2 separate regions of the Mus musculus genome follow, and region 1 is linked to region 2. Evidence: chromatin loops called from intact Hi-C (ENCODE). Cell type or tissue: gastrocnemius. All regions are shown on one strand. Each heading gives the region's core, and the rest is flanking DNA. Links, peaks and the distances in the headings are about the cores only. Region 1 overlaps Elk3 (ELK3, member of ETS oncogene family). Region 2 holds the start of Cdk17 (cyclin-dependent kinase 17).

Region 1 (2,904 bases), core at 274-2,773, 91 kb before region 2:
GGGAGAAGTCCATACCACATAGCCAGTGGTTCTGCGAAGCCAGCATGCATCAGGGTTGCATGGATATTGTGTCAAGTAAAGATGCTAGGCCCACCCAGGGGCTTCTGATTCATGGGGTCTCAGGCATGGTCTGATAAAACAGTCACACTTCTGATAATGTTCTAGGAAACATTAGGAACCACATTCTGAGAGCCAACCGCTGTAGACTAGGGGTTCCTAATTTACATTTAGAATTCTGCAGACTACTGCATACAAAGGCTGTCTGCAAAGAGGTTCTATTCTAATTTCTGTAAACAGATCTGTTTTCAATCCAAGAGCCATTCAAAAACCAGCCGGGGAGGTTGAAAGGGGGCCACAGCTTAGCTTGGATGGCTGAGAGGTTGCATGGCCTGGAGTTCACAAGTGATGGCTGGATCCATGTGCAAAGGGAAACAACTCTGTCCCTTAAAAAATATTATTACCCTGCATAAAAAAGAGCAAGTGGTCATATAAAAGTTGGAGGTGGCAGTTTTAAAAATGGCAAACAATAAACTTCCTCAGAGGAATGAGATTTCCAATGAAAAATAATAGGACATCGACTGAAATGGATTTCTGGGAATACAGATTACCACTGAGTCCCATCAAAATGAATAAAAACGTAAGTCTCATTTACATACACCGGGTGTTGGTAAATGAAAGAAAAATCATAACCTACAGCACATTTTGAGCAGAGTGGGCATGTGTCCTGTGTGAGCTTTGGAAAAGCAAACCGAAATCCTTAGGGAGGGAGTTGGTGGAGCTAAGGCATTGCTACGCAGATCTCCTGAGACAATGATCTGCTTGTCTGTCTATCTTAGAGGAAGAGTGATGGGCACAGGGTCATACACTGTAGATCTGGCTAGCTTGGAGCTTACTTTGTAGCCCAGGCTGACCTTAAACTCACGGTAGTCCTCCTGCCTCAGCCTCCTGAATGTGGGGATGACGGGTGTGCACCAGCCTACCTAAAACCATGCTTATAGCAGACTAGAGCAGATATGGCAGAATTTCAGCAGAGAGAGAAAACGACGCACTACCCTTTCTGGAAGAGGTTATGTTTTCTATTTGCAAAGTGTTTTAGAAAAGAGAGAGAGGTATCTAAGGCACTGGCCGAGCGTGAATCTAGAGCCTGATCTACAAACACACTGGGGCATACCTCACAGGCAGGTACATGTGGAAAAAGGGTAGAGGAGACTCGGTTTCCAACTGAGAATGTGCTCGATAGAACATTTTAGCTTGACACACTTTTATAGCTGTGGTGGGAGCAAAGCCAATGAACCTTCTGTGGGGGGAGGGGGGAACCCAAGCCAATCAGGACAAGTATGGCAAAGGAGTGCACAGAGTGGGCAGCAATCCATCCTAACATATGGAAAAAGCTGACACTAAAGATGATTTTTTCATAGGCACCAGTAAAATGGGGGGCAGGGGGAGAGCGCGTGTGCGCTTCTGCAGTTCACCTGAAGTCACTTCACGAGTGGGGCTTGGCTTAGAAAGGTTTAAGTGCATGCAGATAGATCTAGGAACTGGACAGAAACAAAGTCCCCCAAAGCTCCAGGAAAGACAAGAAGCCCCTACATATGCCAGTTACCATTAAATCAATTAAAAGAGGAGCTGGGCCGTTTAGTATAGCTGGTGATTAAAAACTTACTTTTGCTTAGGAGCTATGACCTTGAGCTAGTCAGAACCTCCCCGAGTTGTTTGTCTCACTTACAAAGTGGTGATAACAAAGCTTACTTTATACTCTTAGTGACCCAATGAAACAGCGGCCCCTGAGAGGCCAAGGCGTTCAAATGTGTTACCGAAATAGTTTAGGGGAAAAAGTATGTACTCATTCGACAAATATTTATTGTACTTCTCGCATGTGCCAGGCTCTGCCGTTTGATATTTAGTGCTCAGGTTTAATATTTAGCTTTCCTGGACTAAACAGGGATTAAGCTACAGGAGGACCGGGGGGGGGGGGGGGGGGAGGTCCACTGGCCACATTGTGTCTTCGGCAGTGCAGAACTCGAGCTGTGAGTGGACAGTCACATATGACAAGGATGCTCTTGCTCACCCTTCTTCGTACGGGATCACAGCTGAAATATCTGTCCCACTTAGGAAATCCAGCGCTTTTGTTCGGCTAGCTACCACCTTAGTTACCAACAACACAGAAATCTCACTGTTTGCCTGTGCAAGGGCGACCTAATGCACTGATAATTAGATCAGGGAAAAGCACTCTCAAACCTCCAGGAAAGAATAAGATCATCTTTCTTTTAGAAAAATGCACAGAGGCCAGGACCACACATCTCCGGGCGCTGGGATAGTGCTGAGCCATGCGACATGGGTGCTGGAATCAGGCTCAGCTCCTGTCCACAGAGCAGTCAGTACTGTTAAGGGCTAGGCTGCTGTGTCCAGCTTCCCGGTCCTCGTTTCCAACAAGAGCGGACAGGCGTCTCTGTTGTGCTGTGGGAACCAGACAGCAAATTTCGAAATGTGAGATTACTGACCCATATGTAAAGGATCTTGGTTTCCAGTTTTACCCCTTGATAGTTAGAAAATCAGCAAACTAGCTTAGAACCTTTAAAAAAAAAATAGCAGTAGACTCAACTTCACTGCACATGCGAAGGACAGGTTAGGACCTTTGGCACACAGAATAGGGGCATTTTCTGGGCCCCTCTCTGTTGCTCTAGGTAACCTTTGTAAAGCAACTCAGCAGCCAACTCCCATCACTGGGCTCAGGGAACAACATCCACGGGTGGGTCTATGCATTAAAGGCAAGCAAGCTCCCGAATGGCTTTGTCACAGTTACTAAATGCTCCCTGTTCCTTCCAGTTCCCCACACTGCTCAACGGTCACATGCCGGTGCCGCTCCCCAGTCTGGACAGAGCTCCATCCCCAGTTCTGCTGTCC
Region 2 (2,904 bases), core at 297-2,796:
CTCTGCTACCAGAAATACACTTTGCTGGCCCAAGGAATGGCCAAGACGCAAAACAAAATTTGTGACTTGTGTCTAGAGAATCAATTTGGCTCAGGAGGCGATAAAACAGGGCCACTGATGCGTCGTCTTCGATGGCCACATTAACATAAGGGAAAGGCGCCACGGATTTCAGCTAAAGGCTTTTGCCATTTTTGAAGAAGAAAAGCTAATTGTTAATGGCCATGTGACACAGAAGATCCCAGAAAGGAAAGGGTGGGAGGAAAAAAAAAAAAAAGAGAAGAGTTCAAGGCAGTTCAGGGTCAGACCAAGTCAGGCATCCTGTCATTAGCAAACGTTCCCCTAGCTGAAGGCAAAATACCGCTTACCCCAGAAGGAGTGGGTGAAAAGTAGGGGAGAGAATGAGTGGGGAACCACAGGGGACGGCGAGGTGGCAGCGTGGGGGTGATGTGGGGAAGAAAACTGGGGCCACCCAGCTGAGATGGGGAGCAGAAGCAACCGGACAAAAACACCGAGAAAAGCAACTGCGGCTAAGACAACGGTGGAACACACACACACACAACCCCCTCTTCCCGGGTTCTCTGGGTTTCCCACAGTCCCTCCGCCTCCGGTTGGAGCGACACTCAGGGGTGTGACCCGCCAGCAAGAGGGCTGCCCGGAGCTTTGTGTCGACCCGCTCCCCCACGAGAGGGCTCCTCCCCCGCGGAGCTGCCCACCCACCCGCGCGCAGCCTCCCGCGTCTCCAAGGAGCCCGCAGCGCCGCGTCCTCGCCCACTCCCGCCGCCCCGCGCCCGCGCCTCCACCCCGGCCCCGGGGACCTTTGTGTCTCGGGGGGACTTTCCGCCTCTTCCCCTCCCGGCGCCCCACGGGGCCAGCAGCCTCCCCAGGAAGCCTCGATCGGCTGCGAACTCTCAGCGGCGGCGCATGGAGCCCCTCCCCCCAGGTCCCCCAACCAGCTCCGCACTCCCGCAGCCCACGCCGCGCGTGGACATGCGACCGACAAGATCCCCACTCGAGCCGCCCGCTGACAGGCGTCACGATCCCTGCCCAGCCCCGCTGCCAACTCACCAGCAAGTGCGGGGACCGCGGGCTCCGGACCGGCGGGCGCGCAGAGCGAGCGAGCGGATGCAGGTCCGGTGGTGGCGGACGCGCCGAGGCGCCTCAGGCTCAGGCCTCCCCCCACCCCCCAACCTCGCGCCTTCCGCTCCGCGAGGGCCGCCGGCCGCCTCACGCGTGGCAGAGCCCCCCGCTCAACATGGCTCCCGGGCCGCGGAGCCTCGCGGACGGCCCAGTACTCCCGGCCACCGAGCCGGGGCGGAGCGAGGCGGCGGGGCGCGGGCTGCCGGACTGCCGGGCGCTGGGTAGACCGCAGCCGCCGCTCTCGTTCGTCTGAGTGCGCGTTGCTTTCTCTCGCTCGGAGGCTGCGGCTTGACGCCTCCGCCTGTTCCCCGGAGCGAGCGAGAGCGGGGGTTAGAAAAAAAAAAAGAAAAGAAAAAAGGAAAAAAAAAAAAAAAAGACTTTTATTGAAACGATCCAACCAGCGGCGGCGGAGAAAAGCGACCGGCTGCGGGAGCTTCCCCACCCCCGCCTGCACGGCTCGCCTGGGGCAGCGCGACCCCTGCCGGCGGTGGCGGCGACGGCGGCATGCGGGGCGGAGCCTTGCCTGGGGGTGGGGCTTATGACTGGGGCGTGGTCTGGGCGGGGCTGGGGGGTATTCCCAGGAAACTTCAAGCGTGGCTTCAAACGCGGCTGGAGAGCAAGGGAGACCCTGTCCGTGGACAGAACGCTGAACAGTGTCTGACCATCGCGATTGGTGAGGAACCGATCGCCACAAATCAGCCCCTCACTGTCCCCTCGCAACAATAAAACTCTGCTTGAAGTATTCCAGGCGCTACTGTACACAGGATGCCTGCCTCAGTACAGTGCTTCAGATGACCCACAAAGAAATACCTCGGTCGATTGCTGCAATTTTCTTCTGTTCTGTGACTGGATATGCGTGGCCAGTGCAGTAATCACCCACGCACAAAGCTTTGATTTCAACCACAGTGTTTTTAAATGTTATTACACTGTTGGCTCTAGGCTGGGGGGGGAGGGTGGAGGGGGGAACTAAAATGGTTACAATAAAACTGTGTTGTGAAAGAGTCAATGCTAAGTTATAGGACCCAGAAAGAGATACTGTTGCAGTGAGTTAGATTCTGTTGCTTGAAGGAGGCAGGCCAAAGAGGTTGGCCCAGTTTCTGTAAATCTTTTTACTTTCTTCTTCCCCAGTTAGGAACAACTGAATGTGTAGACAAACTAAAGTGATCCTGGCCCATTTCTTTCCACAAGTAGGGATAGAAGCTTAAAGTAAAAGCAGACTTAAGTGGCAGAGGAAAATACTGAGAGAACTGAAAGAAGACAGTAGGGTCCGGATGTGGACACCCTAACCAAGAAAAGGTTAACGGTATAAAAGGCCAGTAGGGTGAAGGTTGGGGTTTTTTGTTGTTGTTGTTGTTATGTTTTGTTTTTCTGTTCTTATCACCAGGAAGTGCACGATATATTTTAAATCTCATTATCTACTAAGGACTTCTGAATCGTATCTTTTCTGATTGATGCGCCTTTCCTTGAAGATACTTCCTGCCCTTCTGTCTAGAACTTTGTCGGACACAGCTGGATGTGTTTTCTACAGCTCATAAGGTTCATATATATCAACCGGAGTTCTCCTGTGTCTCCAAAATTACCAGAACTATAGGTTAACAATAATTATCCTCTACAAAGACTTCAACACTTGTTTACCCTATAAAAATGTCCATATTTATACTTCCCTTCAAGAATGAGTGTGTACTTTTGAACAGCAGTTAATGATTTTTTTAATATATGTCTAATTCAGGCAATTTTATAATATGTTAGGAGCTAGCATCATTTCAG

Evidence for each region. Peaks named below come from ENCODE experiments on the same cell type or tissue, not always from the same donor. Only the 100,000 strongest peaks of a DNase experiment are listed, where the experiment ranks them.
Region 1: it touches region 2 in a loop (2.3-fold over the local background); 4 of 42 quality-filtered maps call a loop at or near these places.

Annotation. Positions count from the first base shown.
Region 1 is chr10:93,250,031-93,252,934 of GRCm38, reverse strand. It overlaps Elk3 (ELK3, member of ETS oncogene family), which reads left to right. Exons shown (of 5, transcript NM_013508.2): 5 at 2,827-2,904. It also overlaps a transcript of Cdk17 not described here. Among named protein-coding and RNA genes, the nearest start is that of Gm32551, 33 kb to the left of the region's middle. In gastrocnemius, for the core only: no CTCF peak of the experiment used is centred there; a DNase peak (open chromatin) is centred at 1,339; H3K27ac peaks cover 252 bases.
Region 2 is chr10:93,159,362-93,162,265 of GRCm38, reverse strand. It overlaps Cdk17 (cyclin-dependent kinase 17), which reads right to left and starts at 1,390. Exons shown (of 17, transcript NM_146239.2): 1 at 1,066-1,390. In gastrocnemius, for the core only: no CTCF peak of the experiment used is centred there; DNase peaks (open chromatin) are centred at 1,135 and 1,624; H3K4me3 peaks cover 1,889 bases; H3K27ac peaks cover 1,905 bases.